Regions from separate parts of the Homo sapiens genome. Here region 1 is linked to region 2. A link is an interaction called in ENCODE POLR2A ChIA-PET data of the cell type or tissue named here. Cell type or tissue: MCF 10A. All regions are shown on one strand. Each heading gives the region's core, and the rest is flanking DNA. Links, peaks and the distances in the headings are about the cores only.

Region 1 (12,488 bases), core at 3,540-7,539, 83 kb after region 2:
GGAGTGTTTCTGCATCCTTGATTTTTTACATCCATCTGTTTGGGGGCTTACTTCTTAAGCAGAGAATGGGGGCCTTCAGAGGGACTCAAATTCTGTGTGGCAACTCTTGGACCAATACGAGACCCTGACGAGGGGGTGGGAGAGGTGGTGACATGTCCAGCTTGTGCAAGAAGAGGACTGGATAGCCCCTGGGCAAATGAGGGAGGAGATCGGGAAGACCAGGACAGAGAGCATTCCCTTGCAGGCTGGGGGGGGAATTTATAAACAGAAGCTCAGACTTGGCAATTTCTAGGGAAGCTGATGGGTGCTGGCTGAGGTTATCTGGAGAGGATGCATGGAATTAAACTTGAAGGCCAGTAGGATTAAGGTGGCTTCTGTTTGGGAGTTTCTTCCCTCCCACGCTGTGGGTGGGAGGAGGAAATGGAAAACGCGGCAGAAAGGAGAGGCCAGTGGCTGATGGCGGAGATCAGGGCAGAAAGCCACCCAGGCTTGGGTGATAGTGGGTTTGGGGGTGGACGTAGAGTAGGGAAACTTGGAAATGGCCACCACTTGATAGCTTTGGATTAGGTGGAGTCCAGGTTTGTCTTGGCAGTTAATCAGCTGGCTGTAGTGGGAAGAGGGTTCTTATCCTCAGCACTGATCCTGTATACAACCGTGGAATAGTTTCACGTTTTCTTTGGACACCTCCACTTCTCCTTCTGACTGGTTGTCTGTCAGGGGTTCTCACCCTCTTGCAGCCCCAGGGGTGAATTCCAGGTACTGAACTGGCGTTTCTCACCTTCATCAACCTTGTTAGGCTAAACCCAAACACCGCATGTTCTCACTCATAGGTGGGAATTTAACAATGAGAACACTTGGACACAGGAAGGGGAACATCGCACACCAGGGCCTGTTGTGGGGTGGTTGGAGGGGGGAGGGATAACATTAGGAGATATACCTAATGTAAATGACAAGTTAATGGGTGCAGCACACCAACATGGCACATGTATACATATGTAACAAACCTGCAGGTTGTGCACATGTACCCAAGAACTTAAAGTATAATAAAAATATATATATATAAAATAAATAAATAAAAATAAAAAAACAAAGTAGTCAAAAGTATTCCCCCTTTAGGTTTAAAAATAAGGGATGCATTTCTATTGATAAAGAAAACAGATGTAGGCCTCATGCTGGGGAATGGGGAGTTAACTTTTGATGTCGGATTTCTCAAAGCCAAGGGTACATCCAGGTTGTGTGGAGTCAAAAGCTTGTACAATTTTTGGTGCTCTCTTAAAAGTACAGATTTTAAATACACAATGAGGAATGGGCATAAAAATTTATTTAGAATGGGGAAAAAAACACGACAAATTTAAAAATTGACAAATATCACTGTCGTGACAGAACCCCCCACAAATAGCACACTATTGCTAGTTAGCTGCCCAACACACCTCTATAGTATATATTTTTTTCTCCAGATTTTTGGCTTCATGTCCTGTGATTGCCTCTTCATATGACAACAGTTTTGTAAGGTTATTTCCTTTTGAGTGAGTGGGAAGAATTCAGTCTTTCTTCAGGGATGGCTGGTGGAGCTTGCTGTGGATTCTCGGTTGTTTAGGGAAGTCCCCTTCACCTGCAGGACTCTTCACTGCGGTCATTGGGACCGCCCCTGCCATTTCTTGCTTGTGCAGAGCTGCTTCCCAGAGATGACCTTGGGCAACTGTCAACTGTGGGTCTCACTAGGCATAGGCTGTCACACTATTGCCTCAGTGGCTGGTGCTGCTTAGCGAGGTCCATGCACCACCCTGCCCTCCAACCTCCGCCGTTGTTGGGGGTGAGTTGGCCCTTGAGAGTGAGATTGGGTGTGATACCTCCAAACACGGAGCAGGACCAAAGCAGCTGCTTGTTCAGATTCTTCCTGTTAGGGTCAGAGACAGGGGCTGGACACTGGTGTGGTGTAGAGACAGCGCTGCAGCCTATCGACTCTGCCCCATGCTCAGGACCATCGCCAGGGCGAAGAGGAAGACCCCAGGCTGGGGCAGAGCTGCACCCTTCCTTCTCCGTGCCCTCCTTTCTTCCTTCCATGCCCTCCAAGGAGAGCATGCAGGGCCGTGGAAGGGGCCTCGGCAAGTAAGGGACCTGCTGCTTCGGCTGCATCAGCAGATGGCATCTGCTTGCAAAGCCATCCTTGGCTGTCATGACCCTTTCTGAAAGAGAAGATGGATGAGGGATGTTGTTTTTCTTTCCTGAGCCTATAATACAGCAACAGAGATGAGATGTGTAAATGTCTAGGCTAGAGTCTGTCTCATGGTAACTATTCAATGACTGGCAGCTACTGTGGTTATTAGTAAATTACCATCTGCTTTAATCATTCTCCTGTGAGTTTCATCTGAACCTATTAGTTTCCCAGAGCCAGCTTGCCCTGGGGAGAAACCACAAAGCTAAGAACAACTTTATGGCCTCCAGACTCAGTCACTGATGCCTGTTTGCTAGAATATAGAATATTTTGAACCAGGATATGGGTCCTGCTCCATGAACATGGTGTGAATTACCCTGTAAAGTTATAATCAGGGTTGTTCGTCCTCCTAGTGAGTACTTGCTGCGTGGGTCCTTCAGGGCGCACTGGACAAGGGCCAGTGGAGGACACAGGAAAAGATACATGGCTTCACCTTAATTGATTACCCCAGAGTTGAGTGGATTCAACACAGTGTTAATTAAGATGTTTTGATTGCAAGTGACAGCAATTCTTTTCTATAGCTTAAGCCAAAGAGGGAATTTGTGGGTTCATGCAATTGAAAAGTGTCAGGGCAGAACCATCTGGTTCCAGTGAGCAGAACTAGAGCAGTGGTTACTGAAATCATTGGGACAGAATCTGTCCCCTTCCCGTGGCTTCATACTCAGGGGCATGCTCCCCACATAGTGGATCCAGGAGACTTCAGGCTTCTGTCCTCTCAGGTCAGTAAGCCAATGGAAAGCAATCTTCAGTTTCCTGTTTGTCTCTAGCGTTCTCAAGGTTGATGCTCTGGCTCTAATCGGCCCATATTGGGTCACATTCTCCCTTGACCCAGTGGCTGCGGACAGAGTGATGGAATGTTCTCATTGCCTAGGCCTGGGCATCCTATCCTTTCTAGGGGTCAGGACTGCTTGCCAGCCCCACCCACACTATCTGGACTGAGAGTGGTGAGAGGACCCTAAAAGGTCAGCATGGTCCTTTCCCCCACAGGTGTTAGATAGGCAAATATTGCAATATACACAGCAAAGCAATGCACAGTCAGAATATTATCAGGCTGTCATCACTGACTGTGGCATTCCATAGAAATGATCATCGGTTCACAGTGCGTCGCAAGTGATCAATGTTTCCTGATTCGATCTGCCATCAGACTAGAAGTTCTGGGAACATATGCCATTGTATTGTGGTCATCTAACATATTGCTTAACATATACAGGGTTTTAGAAGCATTCAATGAATGAATTTGCTGTAAGATTTCAGAGAGAGGAGGCATATCAAGATGGATTCCTTTGATTTGGTTCCCTGGGAAACTGAGAATATAAGGTTCTGGGGTCACAGGGCTGTATTCCTCTGGAAATACAATGCAGATGTTTTCCTCTGCATTTGTAAGTTTTTAAATTAAAATTTGAAGGGAGCCATGAGTTTGTGGCCTCTGGTAACAAATTGCCAATTCAGTGAGTATTTGCCAAACCTATTTATTTATGATGTCATGTGAGTGCTTATTTTTTCTTGTATTTTTATACTGATTTTATATTGCAGAATCTTCTTGGAGACCATGACAGATGGATTTCAATATATGTTCCCTTATACAAACAGCATGCTAATTTTTCCTGAAGTTATCAGTTCTTTCTGCCTCCTATCATCCCCACCTGTCTGTACATCCAGATCCCGTCTCCAGTTCTGCATCAGCAGCCACATGGCAGATCATATCAAAGTTAGAGGTGGTGCTTCCTCCTGAGGGTTCTTATAGCATCTTCATCCTTTGCCATGACCTTTCTCACACTGAGGGCCACTTGTTGGCCAACTAGGCCACGAGGACATACTGACACCTGCACCACCTGTACCCAGCACCAAGGTCCGGCACATACTAAGCGCTAAAGGAAATATCCACTGATTGAACGCATGAATAGGGCTAGTTTGTGGAATATTCCCTTTGAAAGATGGTGAGGGGACAGATAGGGATTTTCTTCTTTGGGAAAAATTCTGTTGAATGAAAGCAGAGCGGGTAAACGTGTGCTAGACAGTAAACAAGCAGGAAGTCCTGTTTACCGAGCATTTATTACTCAGCACTCTCAGGTCCTGTGGCATCCCAGAATCTAAAATGAGAGGCTTGCCTGGTTCAGGAGCTCAGCATTTGATTGAGAAGGCATTAGGAGAAAGCACACAGTAGCATGACTCTCAATCCACAATAGAGCCAGGCAGGGGCTGCTTTCTCCTTTCACCGAGTGAAGAGTTCTGCGGAGGAAGCGGGCCATGAGCTGGCCCTTGAAGGCTAATTTATAAGTCAGGATTCTTCCAGAAGCAATGACAAGAAACCTAATTCAAGCAGATTTAAAGTAAAAAAAAAAAAAAAGGATGGAGAAAGGGCTTTATTGGCTTTGCCTACTGAAATGTGCCAGGGAGTCGGGAGCGGAGAGCTGGGTTGGCTGGCGTCATCGGACCCATTTGTTCTCTGCATCGCATGGCTTCGGCTTCCTCTGAGACTTTGTTTTCAGGCTGCCCCCATGTAACCCCCAGCAGCAAATATCCAGGTTTAATTCCAGTGGACTTTAATCATGCCTGGCCCTCATGAAACCCCAGAGGACGCCGGGCTAGCATGCTCACTCCCAGAGCTGGGGCGGGGTCAGCGTCTCCACCTATCAAGGATGCGCACTGAATAATGAACACATGAGTGCCTGAGTGAATGGGCACATTGATGGAAGGATTGATTGGGATTTGGGGAAAGCAAAGGCATAGTGTGTAGAGAGAAAAACGATCGTGGCTTCTGTGGCTGTGAAGGCTCTCACTTGAAACCCCAGAGGAGGTCCAAGCACCGGCTCTTGGATGCTCTGCCCCACGTGGTCTCCAGCGCTGAACACACAGAGGGACACGGACTTGGCCCAGCACTTGGCGCCTGTGGTGCCTGTGGATGGAGGCCCACACACTTTCTTTAACTGAGCAGGTACAATATCCACTCAAGGCTTAGGCTTCTGGACCTCAGTTGCCCCTGGATGCCTGAGGCCAAGAGCGGGCTCAGGTGCGTTACAGAAAACAAATAAGGATGTGGACAAGCTGGGCTTTAAACCCTGAACTCCAGACAAAGCCAGGCCTATGTTCCTGATGAGATGGCTGAGATGTGTATGCATTCCCCAGTGTTAGCACCCTAGCCTCATCTGCACATTCTTCTGCCTATATTCTTGTCTTCTAAAACTATAAGCTGTGACCTCATTTGTTCCCATCTGAGTTGTTGACTCAAGTCTGGTTCCTGACAATGCCTAGGATGGACTTTGCCCTGGCTTACCAGAAATTCTGTGATCAGCACTCCAGTTCAGTTAGGCAACCAGTTGAACCTATATTTTCTTTTATTTTCCAGAAACCCATAAGAAATCGTGTCACATTAATTGCTGAATGCCAGAAATGATTGTGTAGAGTGTAGACTTTGCCATATTCCAGAGTTGGGTTTGAATCACAGCTTCCTGACTATGGACCTGTGTGAGCTTGGACATTGGGAAGGGTTTCTCAGCATTTCCAGACAACCTTGGTTTCACGCTGGCACCACCAAAGTTTAGCCAAATGACTTTTGCTAAGTGTTTGTATCATGGAATACAACAGGGGTGATAATAACTATAATTTGTGTAAATCACTCTGGAAATGTTGCTGATAAAAAACACTTAAAAGTGTTACTTTTTGTTTTGGTTACAATTATTATTACTTAACCTCTCTATACCTCAGATTCCCAAGTGAGAAATGGGACTATTCTGCTAAAAACCTGCCTAGGGCTGTTGTTAGAGAAATATGGGGAAGTTTCCTAGCCAGCTCCTAGCCTTTGTAAATCTTCTGTCAGAGGTACCAGTTAAATTTGTGGTACTCACCTGTTCTGTCATTTCAGTAACGTGATATAAAAAGAAATGATATGAGAGTGGCGGGATGGTGGTGTGTGTGTGTTGTGTGTGTGTGTGTTGTGTGTGTGTGTGTGTGAATGCTCTATTGTAATAGATTTCCTCCTGTGTTTTGAAAAATGTAATGGCTCATTGATTTCACAAGTTCAATCCCTTCTGTAACCTCCCCCCCCATCACAGGTTGGTAATTACAACCTTGGCAATTGGTATTCCCTAGAGATTAATGTTTGGTGCCAGCTTTAATGTTAGAGACATAATTAGAATATTCATTATGCTAATAATGTTACACCATTCATCTGATGTATATTTATGTATGAGAAGATATGATAATTCTGTGTGGCTTACTTGGGAGCAGGTAGAGTGGTGTATCACAGGAAACACTCTTTTCCTCATCAGCAGAGACAGGAAGGAGGAGGAAATTAACATTAACGCAGGACCTGCCATGTTCCAAGACCTGTGTCAGGTGCTCTGAATACAGGATTTCACTGAATCACATTCCTATTCTCTCCATTTTATGGGTGAAAAAAAAAGGAGGCTCAGGACAGGAAGTAACTCACCCCCCTGGCACGGTCACTAAATGGGGCTTAGGTCAGGGGTTGATCCCAAGGCTGCCTCCAACATGGTGTGAATCAAGACGTCGCTTCTCTGTGTAGCTGTGATAGAGGACCTGGGAGAAACACCTCTGCTTCCTTCTGTTTTCCTCTTCTCCATGGAGAGAATGGCAAGTATCATTTTCACAAAGCAGTTGGGGGTTTTCAGCAAGAGGGAGGCTGAGACAAACATGAATTGTTGTTCAAACACATGTGGAATCTCACCACGCAAGTTCTTATCGAAAAAAATGGAAACGTCTTAACGGGTACCAGCCGGGAGCAGGGCTCAGGGGAATGGCTGAGTTCCCAATTTTGGTAGATTTTCAGAGAGAATGCATAGTCATGTAGTTTTTTTTTCTTCCCTGTGAATTTAGGATAAAGGAGGGGAAAGAACAAGGATGAAGGGGACTGAGAGGGAACTCATTGAAGATTGCGGTCTTTCCTCTTCCTGGGAGTGAACTCTGAACATAGGGCATTGGTTACCTCGAGCCCACACAGGGGAAATGAGTGGCAGGGTGTAGCTAGGATGGCCCTGAGCAAGTTTGGGAGCCCCAGACCCCTTGCTAGGTGGCCACAAGAAGTTCCTTTGCCTGTCTGGGCTTCTCTCCCCTGACTTGTAAAATGAGACTATGTGAGTCAGAATTCGTTCAGATGCAAGTGACAGAAACTCAGGTTCTGTGAGCTTGAGCTTCTTTATGTTGGCCTACAAATCTGCTTCCTTTAGGCAAAGAGACATGGCAGCAGCCTCCCACCCCAGGGGAGGCCACTTAGAGAAAAATTAGCTCTTTCCTCCAAGTATCCTTACATCAGATTCCAAGGAAGGATTCCGATGGTCTGTCCTGGGCACAGGTGTACTCATTTGACTGTGGCCAAGGCGATGAGATTCTCTGGCTGATTTTCACTGGATGAAGCTGGAAAGCAGGGATGCTGGGCAGAAGTCACAATGGAGTCCTCCAGGGAGAAAGCGCAGTCACTATGAATTCAAAGACCTGTTTGCCATCCAATCGGTTAAACACTTACCAGTTCCTCCCAACCCAAACGTTCTCCTTTCCTTCTTTTCTTCCCTATTTAGTTTGAACAAAACTGTTTTCCCAGTAGAAAGGAGTTTTATCTCCCTGTTCCACATTTCTTCCCTCACAGCTTGTTTGATCCCTGGCTGCCTTCTCGTCCCTTCAATGTGTGCAGAAGATCACCTGCTGAGCTGCACGGCTCATGCCCAGGAATCAGGACAGACTCCCGATGCCTAAAGACGGCCTGTGTGAGGCTGCTCTTGCATCGCTTTAAAGAAATACTGGAGGCATTTAGGTAACTTACAAAGAAAAAAGGTTTAATTGACTCATGGTTCTACAGGGTGTACAGGGAGCATGGTGCCAGCATCTGCTTCTGATGAGGCCTCAGGAAGCTTCCAATCATGGCAAAACGTGAAGTGGGAGCAGACACATCACATGGTAAGAATGGGAGCAAGAGGCGAGGGCGGGGGAGGAAGTGACACACTCTTTTAAACAACCAGATCTCGCGTGAACTAAGCGAGAACTCACTCATCACCAAGGGGATGGTGCGAAGCCATTCATAAGGGATCCACCCCATGATCCAATCACTTCCCACCAGGCCCCACCTGCAACACTGGGGGTCACATTTCAACATGAGATTTAGAGGGGACAAACACGCAAATCATATCAGGGCCCTCTCACTGCCACTATCAAAAGAAAATGAATTTAATTTCTCCCATCCCCACTCTCATAAAACACATACCCAGGTTAAAAGAAATCAGATCTAAAACTTTGAATTTTATTATATGATTCTATTTTCAAAAGCATCTGAGGCTTTTTTATATCTTGAAATACTCAGTCACACATGCCCTTATAATATACCTACAAATGGAACATCAACCAACCCAAAGGGTAGCAATAATGAGAACTCGCTACGTTTAACAAAGATAAAATAGAAATTTTGGGGAATAAAGCAGGAAGCAGAGGGTGAAACATGAGGGTGGTAATAGTAAGTAGGATTTGACATCACATTCAACTCTGAGGTTCCTGGCAGCCAGGGCAAAGAGAGAAACCATCTGACATTTGAAAGCAAATCAGTTTTTCAGGGGCAATAAAGATTTCTCTGCTCGGGTAGGCACTGTTATACCTATCTTTTCTAGCATTATATTCTAAGAGAGTTTATGTCCTAATTTCTGTATGAACATCTGTGAATGGGTAAGAGACTGTTTCTTCAACAAGTAGACTGCACGTGGCAGGTTCCGGGACACCTATTTATAGGAAACAGATGTTGAGTCTCAGATCGATGAGGATTCATTTGGGGGGATTTGGGGGACATCTATTTTATAAAATAAGATGTATTGAACATGTCTGTGATGGGCAGTTCAGGAAGCAGAGCTGGAGAGTGAAGCAGGCTGGGGCCAGGTCGAAAGAGCTCTGGAGGCCAAGCTCAGGAATTTGGGCTCTGAGAGGCTGGAGCTGGTCAAAATTCAAAACAATAATAAAAGGACGTCGTCAGGTTGAATGGCGTCTCACCTGCTGACTATACGAGTCTGATGGGAAAAGCACGCTGCTTCCTCCATTCCCAGCGGGATCAAATACACTGAGCGCATCACCCAGCCTTGTAGCCTTCCGCATCCTGGGGAGAGGGGTCCCAGCCAGCACTCGTGGTGAGAACAGAGCTCCCTCTCGGGACCCCGTTATGCTGACCCTGGCTTCCACTTCTAGGAGAAATAAAGCATAGAAAGTCCTGTTGGTGGTAAGATTGCTTGCTGCTTTCTGTGGCCAAAACGTAGGGGTTCCATCTGCCAGCATTTTGAAATAAGTAGGTCTTTTTTTTTTTTTTTTTTTTTTTTTTTTTTTTTTTTTTACATCTGGTCAGAACCCACCCAAATGGTGATACACAAATGTAAGTGTTAATGATATTTTATATTGTTGTTGGGGGCGTGTGTGTGTGTGTGTGTGTGTGTGAAGTTGACTACTGTGGCAGCCATAGCCAACCTGCTCTGAAAGAATTCATGTCAAAGTAAAGATAAAATGCTTATAAAGAAGATTCACAGGCAAAAAAAATGACCCTTTTTGTTATGAGAATATTTTCAGGCATTTTAGAATGAGAGACTTCCAGAAATGTTTGAAACCTATGCTGGGCATGAAAGGAAAACCTCTGTTTCAAACTGCATATGGAAGGCACATCAATCAGAAATATTTAGTATGATTACGTGCAAGTATTTATTAAAAACATGGGGCTTTATTTTAAAGGATTTCTGGGCTTATTGTGCCTAATGTCAGCCAATGTTCGCATGTCTAGCTCTACCTTTCAGGGAAAGGGCTCAATGGTGGGCATGTAGCAAGATCTGTGCACCTACATGCTGCAGATGGTTTCGTTTTATAAGAGATGAAACTGCATTTGGTGGAACTGATTAAATATAAAAACACCACCATCTGCCATTTATTCTAATATAAAATGGTTTGGGCAGATGCTGACATCTTTCGAGATGATTGATTCATCCCTGACAAGAGAAGACTCTCAGGGGGTTCCAGCTGCCCACCGCTCAGACAATACCGATTTGCAGGTGCTGACGCCAATCCCGCCAGTTTGATTTGGACGTAGCAGGTGAGCCGAGAGCACTTTAATAATGAGAAGCCGGGAATTTCTAAGCACATCGCTATCTCCTCCCCACTCCCCACCTCCCCTGACTTCTGGCCTACATTTAATCGGGAGAACATTTTATCCACGTGCTCTGTCCCATCCTGTGCCTGATTCTCCAGCGCCGGGATAACCGGAGGAGTGTTGTTTTCAGAAAATAGTGAGTCTATTTGCAAGTTAGTGTTGAAAACTTCCAAACGCTCTCTATATTGGCTACTGCTGGGTTTAAAACGATCTTTTCTAAGTGGACTAGGGGGTTTCGTTAAACAATGTATTGTTTATAAAGAAGCCATGGCTCCTGTTGCAGACCAACTTGCAAACAGCTGCGTGCATGTTGCATGTCGGTGGGTGTGCTCATGCCCTTTGCAAAGTGGTAGGAGATTGTATGTCTCATGTAGAATATTTTCCTAACCTTTTTTTTTTTTTTTTTTTTTTTTTTTTTTTTGAGACGGAGTCTCGCTCTGTCCCCCAGGCTGGAGTGCAGTGGCGCAAACTCGGCTCACTGCAAGCTCCACCTCCCCGGTTCACGCCATTCTCCTGCCTCAGCCTCCCGAGTAGCTGGGACTACAGGCGCCCGCCAGCACTCCCGGCTCATTTTTTGTATTTTTAGTAGAGACGGGGTTTCACCGTGATAGCCAGGATGGTCTCGATCTCCTGACCTCGTGATCCGCCCGCCTCGGCCTCCCAAAGTGCTGGGATTACAGGCGTGTGCCACCGCGCCCGGCCTTTCCTAACCATTTTTTTTTAACAACCTAAATAATTTCAGGAAGAAGGTGGTGTAGGGATCAAGATATTTACTTGGTGCTATGTTTATAAAACATCTATTTAGGTCATGATTGTTAGATGTAAAATAAATGTTTTTCTCTCATAGAATTAAAGTCAGAGGTGAAGCTGGGTTTTCCCCATCTTGTTCATCACATGTCTAAATATTTACATTCTTTACTAATAATTAGGCAAAGTGATTTAAGAATATTTCTTGATATTATTATTATTCTTGTTATTTGAGCCAGGGTCTCACTCTGTTGCCCATGCTGGAATGCACTGGCCTGATCACAGCTCCCTGCAGCCTCAACCTCCCGGGCTCAAGTGATCCTCCCACTTCAGCCTCCTGAGTAGTGGGACTACAGGTGTGCAACACCACATCTGGCTAATTTTTGTATGTTTTGTAGAGACTGGGGTCTTACGATATAGTCCAGGCTGGTCTCAAACTCCTAAGCTCAAGTGATCCTCCCCCCTTGGCCTCCCAAAGTGCTGGGATTACAGGTGTGAATCACCATGCCTGGCCTTGATATTTTAAATTAAATGCGGCAAAGCTATGAATATCACGATGTGTTTGTGCTCTGATTACATATATTCCTGTGTATATAATTGTGAAGGTTTGTATAGATATGTTTCCATTTTGGTGCTCACAGGAAATTCTGTTATTTTGAGTCAGAGCCCCGTCCACTTATTTTCTTTCTATTTTCTCTTGTGCATTTATTATCCTAATGCTTTCTAGTCTGGTAGTCAAGGTGGGAGGATTAGATTTCATCTCTTTCCCTCGTGGCATTTTATGTGATTCCTGCACTCAGTGTGCTGGGGACAGCAGCTTTCAGTTCCCATTCTTAGCATCTCTTCCCTGCCTCCTCTCTGCTCTTCTACTCACGCTCCTCTCCAAACCACTTTTCATGTCTTGCCAACTTTCCTTTCTCTATACTGTTATTATCTTGTTTGTTTCTTATTCTTTCAGATTACATATGGAGAACTCTAGGAGCCGCCTTTTCAAAGTTGCAGCAAACTCTGACTGGGTGGTTTCGTTCCTGCTGAGCCACACTGAGTCGGCACCCCTCTTCCCTTTTTTCTCTCTCCCACCCTCCATCTCCTGTCTCTCCCTTGTGGCCTTCCCTCCCTACTCCTCTTCCCTCCTAGAGCATCTATTTGCCAAGACCTCCTTCTGACTTTCTACTGAGCTTCTTGTAGTTAAAGAGTGCCCGCCGCTGTCTTATGGGTCCTGCCTGCATCCTTAGTTCCTGTACAGTGGGGGCCTTGAGGGCAGGGATGGTACCAGTATTAGTCTCCCAGGCTGCTGTCAGAACCACAGCCTGACAGATTCAACCGCAGACATTGATTTTCTCACAGTTCTAGAGACCAGGGTAGAAATTGAGGTGTGAGCAGGGTTGGTTCCTGCTGAGGGCTAAG
Region 2 (12,488 bases), core at 2,840-6,839:
TGCAGACAAGCACAGGGCAGAGTAGTGACTTGTCCCCAGGGAGGCCTGGGGGCTGCGACACCTGAAGGGGGCCATAACTGGGACAGGAGCACGTAGCAGTTAATGGCATGAGCTGGACCCCTGAGACCTGATGGAAGGAGAACATTTTTGTGGATAACAAAAATATATCCACTGATAGATGATAGTGACCAAGGGCCAGGACCACAGATGCTCCCTCCATGCCTTCCCACTGCGGCACCCCCTTGTCTTGGCACCAGGTGCTCTGGGAGCTTAACGAGACTCTGAGATGAAATTTGTCATCGTGAAAATAGAGAAACCATGTTTCTTCTACAAATCTGGAGGCCAAGATTTGCAGCTGATGTCTGAGTTAACCACCAATGGGTTTGCTGTCATTGTGGCACTGGGAAGTAGAGGTCTTGGTCACGGGAGGGGTTTTAGGTCGACCTTTTGTGATGATGGTGCCAGGTCTGGGCTGGCAATGAAGCATCTGAGTGTTTCAGTTCCTGTCTCTGACCTTTGCTCCAAGCACAGCCTCAGCCATGGATCTGCCTCTCCGGGCCTCAGTTTCCCCATTTATAAGTTAATATTGGGTCAATTATCTCTAATATCCCTTACAGTTCCAACTTTGTGAGATCATAACATTAAAATCAGACCCCAAATTCCTTTGAAATAGAGAAAGGCAAACATGCCGTGAGCCCCGGGCCCCTTGTTGATGTGACTGACCCTCCCATGATCCTTTCATTTAATTTATATCCCATTTTGTGTTGACTTTTTATTCAGCTCCTTCAAGTATGTGGACATGGTGACTTTGTCCTATGCTGTCCCGAGTCTCCATGGTGGCATTTCTCCTAGGTGACTGTCTAGGAGCTCTTGATATTCGTGTTTATCTTCTGTTCTCCAGTGTCCTGCATTTGGTCTTAAAATAGGCACATGCTTTATCATGTGCTGACCTTCTGATGTGAAGAAATCCCCAGTGTCAATGATGTTTATAAAGGAAGCCCCAGGAAGATCACAGCATTCTTGACCCTGATGACAGCCAGTAAGCACGCGGCCTTCCTGGTGTGGCCATGTGTGCCTGGGTATAAGCTTTGTACTTTCAAAAGAACCATGGAACCAGCCAGACCAAAACGAAGAGTCTTTGGTACATACGTCACCCCCAAACAAAGAAACATGTTTAAATCAGAAGGTGCACAAATCCTGATATTCCCTATTTTCACTAATGTCCTAATTTAGGGGTCCCCAACCTCGGGCCAGTGACTGGTATGAGTCTGTGGGCTGTTAGGAACTGGGCCATACAGCAGAAGTGAGTGGTGGATGAGTGAGCATTCCCTGAGCTCCACCTCCCGTCACATCAGCATGGCATTAGATTCTCATAGGAGCACGGACCCTATTGTGAACTGCACCTGTGAGGGATCTAGGTTGCCTGCTCCTTATGAGAATCTAATGCCTGATGATCTGTCACTGCCTCCCGTCACCCCCATATGGGACTGTCTAGTTGCAGGAAAACAAGCTCAGGGCTCCCACTGATTCTACATTATAATAGGTATGTAATAATAGTAGAAATAAAGTGTACAATAAATGTAATGTGCTTGAATCATGCCAAAACCATCCCCCTCACCTTGGTCTGTGAAATATTGTCTTCCACAAAACTGGTCTCTAGTGCCAAAGAAGACGGGGACCATTAACCTAATTGTTGAATGCATATACTTATTTAGTTCCAAGGAAAGACTGAATAAAGATGCAAAGAGAATCAGGTAATACATACCTATTGTGGGCATCTCTCTATCCCTGTGTTATACACTGACAATCAATAAATAATTTAAGAGTTCAGTGACACAAAAAGTGACACTGTGCAAATGGCAGTACTTCTTGTGATGGGGACGGCCGTCTTCCCTGCCCCCTGCAGCATGAGAGGCCCCTCTTGGTGCTCCCTGCGACCCTCAGCTCACTTCTTGCATGGCATAGGCGTGCTTTCCTATGGTTTCTGTTGACTTGTCTGCTTTCCGCACCAGATTGTGAGCTCCTTTGAGGCAGGGACTGTCTCATTCGTCATTGTAATACCAGTGCCAAACAAAGGGCGGAGTGGAGGAAGGTTAGATGGATGGGTGGGTGGGCGATGAGTGAGGAGCAGAGAATATGGGTAGAGGTGCGGGCACAAAAGAGTGACCATTATTGGGCACAATGAATTAATATCCAATAGTAATGCATGAGATTGAAGTCATGCAAGGAAGTTGTTTGATGGGTTGGAAATAATCCATAGAGCAAAAGTACCGCTGTTAGCAAGAATTGTTGACTTGCACACAAGCTCAAGGACAGTAAAGACAATTCATTATGGAAACTGTACATTTGTTCATGATGATGTAAGACATATTTCTCCAGTTACCAACTAGATCAATGAAATAGTGTAGGAAGTCATGCTTGGTTCATTTAAAATTGATGACCATTTGCAGGAAGGATGTTTAATTTGAAACTGCTATGCTCGTTTCAAAAATACCAAACTTATTATCTTAGAGCAGTGGTTCTCAAACTCGATAATACATTAGAATCACCTGGGAAGCTTAAACAAAATTCCTGATGCTGAGACTGTACCTAGACATTGTCTTAAACCCTTTTGGAGTTGGATCCAGGCATCAATAGCTTGTCAAGCTCCCCAGGTGATTCCAGTGTGCTCCCTGTGGCGTCTTACCTGGGCTATAACACATGGAAGGAAACTGGACACTATAAATTGCAAGAAGGAATTGGCCCCAATAGATCAATAATTTGGCTTGGTGCTTTAAAAATTTTTAAAAATGGATATTTTGAAAAAGTATCTTCAATAAATAATAGTTTAAAAACTCATACACTCTAAAAATAGAGTAAAAATGCTGTGCAAGTCAATTCTATTGCTTTGAATTCATTATTAAGTACAACCATTGTTTCACACCCAACTGAATTGAATTTCATGCCCTCATCAAGGTTCCTCCATTAGGAAGGTGAAGGCTTTCATAGCACAGGACAGGGGTGAACGTGCCACTCATATTGGAAGCCACCTTCTCAGATGCCACAGGTGCAGCAGGCTGAATCTTTTAATACCACTTCCACCCCTGGGAATTAAATTCATTCTCAGTAAAAAAGGATTCATAAATCCTGGTCCTGCCTTCCAAACAGTAGCATGATTTCGCCAGGGTGATAAATTGCTCCTATCAAAGCAGACATCGAGTCTCCCAGGGAAATAATGGGTTCCAGCAGAACAAAGTGTAACGTCTTAAGCGCTTACGAACGGGGACTAGAGGTGAAAAATCAAGTCTTGGGAAATCAGTGGCTGTATTTTTTTTTAAATCTCTTTCAACCTCTCTTTAATTGTAAGAGGTACAGAAGAGCAGATGAAATGGATAATGTGATTAGCTTTAAATGAAAAAAATCCATCATAAAATTGTCCCCCGGAGCATGTTTGTTGGAGAGGGTGGGACTGGGCTGGGTTGGGTGCTTGCTGGCAGGGCGTGTGTGGGGTTATCTTTTATGGTCTCCCTGGTGGGCTGTTGGCAGGTGGGGAAGTCAGCTGTCAGGGGAGGTGATTTGATCCCACCCTGAGATCCCTCCCGCTGACAGCCCTAATTACCTGCAATTCTCTCCTGAGGAGGGGTGAAGTCAGAGAGGCCCTGGGGGTGAAAATGAAAATGTTACCTGCACAGAAAAAAAACAAAAACATTAAACCATTTTCAGCTATTAGCAATGTATTTTATGTCATTCTCACAAATAACCAGCTGGCCTGGAAGGTGGCCTAGAAATAAATGAAAGAATGGAAGTCCATTCTGGCCACTTCTCCTTTCCTGCTTCTTTGCATGCACCTTTTCCTGCACAGACCTTAGGTTTTGCCAGATGAGGATGGTAGCCTCTTCCCCAAACTCCAAGTGTGTTTTCATTCCATGGCTGTTTGCTTGGTCTGGAACTGTTACCGGAAAGGGGTCCTGATCTAGACCCCAAGAGAGGGTTCTTGGATCCTATGCAAGAAATAATTTGGGGCAAGTCCACAGAGTAAAGTGAAAGCAGTTTATCAGAGAAGCAAAGAAATAAAAGAATGGAGTACCCTAGACAGAGTAGCCCTGAGGGCTGCTGGTTGGCGATTTTAATAGTTATTTCTTGATCATATGGGAAACAATGGATTGTTGGTGAGTTTTCCTGGAAAGTGGTGGGGATTTCCTGAAACTGAGGGTTCCTCTTCCCTTTGGACCATGTAGGGTAACTTCCAGACATTGCCATGGCATTTGTAAATGGTCATGGCACTGGTGGGAGTGTCTTTTAGCATGCGATGCTTTATAATGGCATATAATGAGCATTGAGGATGACTGTCTTGGTTTTGGTGGGTTTCGGCCAGCTTCTTTACCACATCCTGTTTTATCAGTGGGGTCTTTGTGACTTGTGTCTTGTGCCACCCTTCTGTCTCATCCTGTGACTTAGAATGCCTAACCTTCTGGGAATGCAGCCCAGCAGGTCTCAGCCTCACTTTACCCAGCCTGTATTCAAGATGGAGTCACTCTGGTTCAGACGCTTCTGACAGAACTCACTTGAACTCACCTTCTGGGACCTGATTTTGCTATTTCCTTCCTAGGAAGCTTTCTCAGATACCCCCAGGAGACTAACTGCTGCTTTCAGAGCTGTTTGCTTGTCTTCTAACGCTTATGGGAGCACAAGTGACTCATATTCATATGTGTATTCATTCAACAAATATTTACTGCCATCCTACCATGTGCCAGGCACTATGACACATATCTGGGATAAAAGGAGAGAACCAAGATCTAGTCCTTGGAGATGCCCAGATGACTGTGCCTTGAGTCTAATTCCAATTACATTGTGAGGCTGTGGGGACCCCTGGGCTCTGGGGGTCCTTCCCTGCAGGATCCAGTGGGGACAGCACTCCATTCTGGATGCTCTGGTTCTTCATCAGTAGAGTGATGAGGTTGGAGTAGATGGTACTTAAAGTGTCTTCCGGTTCTGAAATTCTGTGAACTGCGGTCACCTAAGGGAGGAATTAAAAAAAAAAATTATCTCTTAATTAGTAAAGTAAAATACTTTCTTTGTAGAAAGTTTTACATACAGAGAATCCAAAAGAAAAGAAAATCAGCATAATTCTACCACTCAGGAATAATCCCCATTAACCTTTTACTTTGATAATTTGTCTTTTATTTTGCATGTATTACTTGAACGAGCTCAAGAACAGCTACTTTTTTGTTTCCTGACTTGAATTCCCACAGGGATATTTCTTTCCCTCAGTCCATCTTCCCCTTCAACATGATTGTTATGGTTTAATATTACTGCTAGCCTTATTATAATCACTATTATCATTAAGTGGCATTTATCAAATATTGACAACAGACCAGGCACTATGTGGAGTGTTTTGTGTTCCTGAGACCTTTTAATTCCCCAGTGATCAGGTGAGCTAGGTGCTGTTGTTCCCATTTGACAGAGGAGGAATTTGAGCCTGACAGTGCTTAAGCAATTGGCTAAAGGTCATACCTTTGTAAGTGTCAGAGGTGTTTGAACCAGAGCAACTCCATCTTGAATAGGAGCTGGGTAAAATGTGGCTGAGACATACTGGGCTGCATTCCCAGAAGGTTAAGGCATTCTAAGTCACAGGATGAGATAGGAATTTGGCACAAGATACAGGTCACAAAGACCTTGCTGATAAAACAAGTTGCAGTAAAGAAGCTGGCCAAAACGCACCAAAACCAAGATGGTGATGAGAGTGATCTCTGGTCGTCCTCACTGCTACACTCCCACCAGCGCCATGACAGTTTACAAATGCCGTGGCAATGTCAGGAAGTTACCCTATCTGGTCCAAAAAGGGGAGGCATGAATAATCCACCCCTTGTTTAGCATATCATCAAGAAATAACCATAAAAATGGGCAACCAGCAGCCCTCGGGCTGCTCTGCCTATGGAGTTCCCTTACATATCCCACCCTTCTTTTATTCCTTTACTTTTTAAATAAACTTGCGTTTGCTTTACTTTATGGACTCGCCTCAAATTTTTTCTTACACGAGATCCCCCTCTCTTGGGGTCTGGATTGGGACCCCTTTCTGGCAACAGTTTTCCAGGCCATGGAGCCCAGATATCCTGAGTGGATGCACATCCTTCCCGTGTCTGAGCTCTCAGGCATCAGACCAGCCCCCTATGGCTGACCCTTTAGATTGTTCCCAGTGTCCCAGCATTATAAAAAATACTCTAATTGAAATCATTGCAGCTAGAAATTTGCACATGATCCATTCTTATTTTCTTTTTCTTTTTTTTTTTGAGACAGAGTTTTGCTCTTGTTGTCCAGGCTGGAGTGCAATGGCACGATCTCAGCTCACTGCAACTTCCACCTCCCGGTTTCAAGCAATTCTCCTGCCTCAGCCTCCTGAATAGCTGGGATTACAGGCATGTACCACCATGCCTGGCTAATTTTGTATTTTTAGTAGAGACAGGGTTTCTCCTTGTTGGTCAGGCTGGTCTCGAACTCCCGACCTCAGGTGATCAGCCCACCTCGGCCTCCCAAAGTGCTGGGATTACAGTAGTGAGCCACCGAGCCAGGCCGATCCATTATTTTCTTTAGATAAATCCTTAGTGGTAGAATTGCAAAGAGAAAGGTTGTGTTAACTTTTGAATATATGCTGCCAAACTCCTCCTTACCCAACAAGCAGAGGTTGTAACAATTTAGTGCCTCCAAAACCAGCAATGAGCAGCCAAGGGGAACTGATACAATGCTGAGGAAGAGAAGAAAAGATCAGATGCAGTGAAAGGAGACAGGGAGGCGGGGCGAGGAGGAGCCATCCCCAGTAGCAGCCCCCTGGCTGTTGTTCAGCACCAGGGATCCTTGATTTGCAGCAGGCTAAAGGGACATTACAGGTCATGGCTTTTACCCAGCTCTGTCATCTAAAGTTATTGACATTAAATAAATGCTCACTTTTCATTTGCTTCAAATTAAAAAAAAAATACATGCCTTTATTGTCTTTCTCTGCTAAGCCAAACCTGAGGCTTGTGCCAGCTCTTTCCATGTGGAAATGTTAGATGAAATTCCAGTGCCATCAAATGAGACCTTTATTCCTCCACCTGCACATTAGGACTCGAATAAACACGTTATCAGCTCGTGAAAATGATGGCAAACAGGTGACTGAAGGATTTGATAAGTCAGCAGCAAAGATTAACAGTTCTTTTCAGAGAAAGCTGTGAGAGGTTCCCCTATTTAAAACAATTGTGGCATGTGAATTTGCAGCACTTAAATCATTATCGGCAATTAGTCCTTGTCAAAAAGGTTGCAGCTGGCTTCAATTACAGGTAAGAATTTTATAATTTAAACTTAGTAGTATGTCTGATAAGTAGGACTTGGAGGAACACCCTCAGGGAGATTTGCAATTTGAGAAAAACTTAAAGACATTTCATAATTCAAAAATTCATTATTTTCAGCAATGCTTTGTTATTGACATCTATTAAGCTTCTAGAAAAAATTTCCATAAACTTCATGCTTCAGCTGTTTTCTTCCCTAACAGAAAAATTACTGATGATTAAAAATTGCTTTTTAAATTATAAAAACACTACATGCACACTATTAAAAAAAATCCAAGCAGCACAGAAGGATACAAAATAAGTCTCTTTCTAGACATCTCCCCATTCTTGGACACCCATGCCCCAAAGATAAGTACTTTTGCTTTCAATTGTTTTAGACATTATCATCATAACTTCATCTCAAATTATTTTTACCTTATTCTTGATCAATCAGCTTTGGAAAGTGTATATTAACTCCTCACTAGGAAAGATAAAGAGTGTAGGGCCCTTCCGTACTCTACCATCTCTCTTTCATATGTTGATTCTTGCTGATTATATTTATTGTGAAATCTATCTGTAAACTTTAAGTAATATGCTTCTCTATTTCTTGACCCTTCAGCTTTAGATCTGCACCATTCTAATAGTGGACATTATTGTTATTACCTATTACGACGGGTATCTCATTGTTTTAATTTGGAATTCCCTAGTGACGCGTGATGTTATATGCTTACTTACCAGCTGTATATCTTCTTTGGTGAAGTGTCCACATCTTTTATCTGTTTTTCAACTGGGCTGCTTGCTTTCTTGTTGAGTTTTAAGAGTTCTTTGTATATTTTGGATAACAGTCCTTTATCAGACATGTCTTTTGCAGATGTGTTTTTTCCCAAGACTGACTTGTCTTCTCATTGTCTTGACAGTATCTTTTGCAGAACAAGAGTTTTTAAAATTTTAATGAAGTCTACCTTATTAATTATTTCTTTAATGGATTGTACCTTTGGTGTTGTAGTTCCATCAACTGTAGATGTTATCTGTTGGTGAGAAAATTAGCATCCCTATACATCCTACCTCTCTTTCCTTTTTGGCTGGCTATGCCATTATTTTTACATCATTAAGATTTAAAATATGTGTATGTTTTACAGTAACTATAATTAAACTTTCTACGCTTCTAAAATCTATGATAAAAATAAAAAGTTAAAATATAGCATTTCTTTTATTATGATTATTTAAAAATTTTCACTGCAAAACAAAAGTACTTTTATGTCACTGAACAGTGCCATTTGAAGGATAATCTTCCAAGGGTCAAGATTAAATGTATTTTTACTTTACTTTTTTTTTTTTTTTGAGATGGAGTCTCACTCTGTCACCCAGGCTGGAGTGCAGTGGTGCGGTCTCAGCTCGCTGCAACCTCCGCCTCCCAGGTTCACGCCATTCTCCTGCCTCAGCCTCCCTAGTAACTGGGACTACAGACGCCCGCCACCACACCTGGATAATTTGTTTTTTATTTTTAGTAGAGAATGGGTTTCACCGTGTTAGCCAGGATGGTCTCCATCTCCTGACCTCATGATCCGCCCGCCTCGGCCTCCCAAAGTGCTGGAATTACAGGCGTGAACCACTGCGCCCGGCCGTATTTTTACTTTTCTTAAAACTACAACCATTCCTCAAAACTAGGCCACCTTTAAATCTGCTTCATATTTGGTCCATGCATGTTTTATGGAGCTATCTCCTCTACCCCCCACCTTGGTATTTCTTGCTTCCTGTTTGTTTGTTTGTTTTTTCTAACCACTGAGAGAAGAGACATACGCATCTTTTAGACTTTCCAGGTTCTTAATCAAATAATATATGTAATTGGATTCACTTCTGTCTTGAAGGCCTTTTTCTCCAATCCCTCCTACTTTCTCTTCTAGTTGGTCACTTGCTTTCTAGGCACAGGGTATAGCTGTCAATCTCAGATTTCTTATCATTGATCTCCTCCGTGGTTCACCATGAGTTAAATTGCATAGCATCGTTTTCCTTGAGCTTCTTCTTCATTTTGACAGAGTGTAACCCTCTCTGTGCCACATTTTCTCATCTGTAAAATTAGGATATTAATAATGCCATAGTGTTGATGTGAAGATTCAAGGAGTTTTAATACATGAAAAGTGCTAAGAAAAGTACCTGGTGAGTATTTACTGCTCTGTGATTTTTTTTTTTTTTTTCCCAGAAAGGGAAGTAAAACTTTCTGAGTCTTACAACTCTTAAAATATCTTTATTTTCCACTGCCCCACTTGATTGATAGTTTGGAATGTAATTTTAGTTTCAAAATAATTTTCCCTTATAATTTTTGAATGCTTTATTCCTTTGTCTTCTAATATTACATTCTACTGATAAATCTGAGGCCGAGTTACTTCTTATTCTTTATAGGTTTCTTTTTTCCTTCTAGAAGTATTTGCAGTTGTTATTTTAGCCTTGGGGTTCTGAAATGTTAACAGGACATATGTAGGTCTTTTTTAAACGCCCTTTAACTCATCCTTCCTGGCACTTTGTTATCTGCTTCTGGAGATAGATTAGGTGATATTGAACCTTCTGGGTTTAGCTTCTCTACATTTTCATTTTCCTTTCATATTTTCTTTCTCTCTGTCTTTTGCAGCTTGTGCTGTTGGTCTTTAGTAACTTGGTCTTTAGCTGTGTTCAAATTTTAATTAACCTGTATACTGAATGTTTAATATTCACAAATAGATTCTAAATTGCCAAGGTACTTTCTTGTTCTCTGCTTCCTCCTTTCCCCAAGCAGTGAGTTCTTTGGGGATGGCTATAACAGCATAGCCAGTCTCTCTGACCATGCCAGTTACATCTTTTTAAAGTTGTTTTCTGTCCAATAATTATTCCTCTTTTCACCAGGGTCAGTTGTCCTGTTTCTTTATCTAGACTTCTAACAATTTATTTACTTATTTTCTTCAAATACCTGATGGTTTTGGGTTGAATCTATGAATGAAGAACTATGTTGGTGAGCAAAGGGAGTTGATGTGGTTTCCTTTGCAAATGTGTGGGTCTCTAAAGCAGAACTGTCTCCCGCTGGCTGGAGGGCTGCCTGCAGGCTCCATGCACGTGGGCAGTTCTTGGGGACAGATGTGCTTCCCCAAAGGTGCTAGAGCAGAGAGCAGGCAGGTGTGGGACCTCCCACAATTGCCACTTTTCCCAAATTATCCCAATTCCTCAGAGTGTAAAAACATATCAAGTAAAATAAGGGTAATTTCTTTAGTTGTCTTGTAATGAAAATGCACGTATTAACTGAATTTTATCCTCTTTTATCATTGAGGGGAGAAGGCAGCAAAGCACCCCAATACGAAGAGATGAATGATAATCAAGGAATGAGTGAATTTGTCCAGTCGCGTAAACATTGACAGAGACAAAGCAGCATCACACTTCTTCATTCACGATTGCAAGTCCTGTGGGTCGTTAACTTTTTTGTTGTTATTGATGTTGATGGTGTGATAGGCTGGGCCATTCCCACAACAGCATTGCTTGTTTCGGACTCTTATTAGCTTGATCAATGCGATCGCCTCTTCCTACTGATCCTCCGTGCCAGCGTCTCCTCACTGTGTTCTGAGGCTCCTGTAATCTCTCCCCATGTCAACCACTGCCTCTGTGCTGACAATTCTCCATCTCTAACCTCGATTTCTAGGTGGCCTACCTGGTTGGGTGGTCCAGACTTCCACGCCTGAGAGCCCGAGCCCTTGGTCGTCACGTCCTCCTTTGGCTTTGGCTGCTGCTCTTGTCCATTCACCATCAAATATGGATGAAAGAGTCCAAGGCGACACCTTGATGGATCTCCTGAGTGCCGAATGGAGTCAGTAGCTTCATTGTGCAGTAGCTTCATCCTCCTGAGAATCCCCCTGCGATTCCCCAGGTTGGCAGTTCCTTTCCTTGCCTACTGGATGCTTGCTGCAAGGGGCCCAAAGTGCAGACATGGGCCCCTTTTGGGAGCACAGATTCCTGGAGTGGGAGTAATGGTGTGGTCACACCTGCATCCAGCCCATTGTTTCGGAATCCACGTGTTCTACCTGCTGGGGACACAGTACTATTTGATGATCATTGATTTTGCCGTGTGCCATCTTTGCAGTGGATCAGCTCCAAGCTGGTGTTTCAGCTACGTTTTTTTTTTTTTTTTTTAGATGGAGTCTCACTCTGTCACCCAGGCTGGAGTGCAGTGGCGCAATCTCAGCTCACTGCAACCTCTGCCTCCTGTGTTGAAGCAGTTCTCTTGCTTCAGCCTCCCAAGCAGCTGGGATTACAGGTATGCACCACCATGCCTGGCTTTTTTTTTTGTATTTTTTAGTGGAGATGGAGTTTCACCATGTATTTTGTATTTTTTAGTAGAGATGGAGTTTCACCATGTTGGCCAGGCTGGTCTTGAACTCCTGACCACGAGTGATCTGCCCACCTCCACCTCCCAAAGTGCTGGCATTACAGGTGTGAGCCACTGTGCCCAGCCTCAGCTACATCTTTCAAAGACAGTTCCATGGTTTTATCAGGCCAGCAGCTTTCTGGATGGTGGTAGGACCCAAAAGGATGGCCACGGATTTCATGATCCCATGCTGTGCCACCTCTGTTGCAAGGTCGGACACTTGGTCTGATGCAATGTTTTGTGGGATCATGTGCTGGCAAATCAAACATGCCATGGGCCCTTGGGCATTGGAGCTGGCTGAAGCCCTTGGGCAGGAAAGGTCAGGCTGTAAGTGAATGATGATTTGATTCTAGTCAACAAATTGCCTGTTGTGTCAGCACCATGGTGGCAGTGATAGGGGCTGGCAGCAGCTGGCCAGTTGCACACTTGGATGCTTAGTTCTTCCCAGTGGTGCTTGCGCTCTGGCGGGTGTGAACACGCTCTGCACCCATGCCCAGCACCCATGATGTGCTGCTCCCATGAGCTCGCTTCAATCTTCTGATCTTGCTTTCTTCTCCCAAGCAGCCTGCCAGGTGTCCCACATGAACGCAGCCTGTTCTGGTTCTCCTTCCTGATAAGAGTGGAAAAGAATGCATTCACCCGGTATGGGCTGCATTCCTGGGCCACAGGCCACCAAGCTCACCTGCACCAGGAAAGCTGCTCCCCACCAGTTACAAACAGCAACTGCCTGATCGAGTTGCAGATGTCCATTGTCATCCTCTAGGGTCTGTCGGGATTTTCTAGGGCCAGACGTGAATTAAATAGGGGTGTGCTGGGTGCAGCCC

Evidence for each region. Peaks named below come from ENCODE experiments on the same cell type or tissue, not always from the same donor. Only the 100,000 strongest peaks of a DNase experiment are listed, where the experiment ranks them.
Region 1: POLR2A ChIA-PET joins it to region 2 with 5 read pairs; 2 of 35 experiments call an interaction of 5 or more read pairs at or near these places.

What each region holds. Positions count from the first base shown.
Region 1 is chr2:8,357,815-8,370,302 of GRCh38, reverse strand. No RefSeq gene overlaps it. Among named protein-coding and RNA genes, the nearest start is that of LINC00299, 36 kb to the right of the region's middle. In MCF 10A, for the core only: no CTCF peak of the experiment used is centred there; no DNase peak of the experiment used is centred there.
Region 2 is chr2:8,440,032-8,452,519 of GRCh38, reverse strand. No RefSeq gene overlaps it. Among named protein-coding and RNA genes, the nearest start is that of LINC00299, 120 kb to the right of the region's middle. RefSeq lists enhancers at 4,221-5,420, 11,620-12,119. In MCF 10A, for the core only: no CTCF peak of the experiment used is centred there; a DNase peak (open chromatin) is centred at 4,709.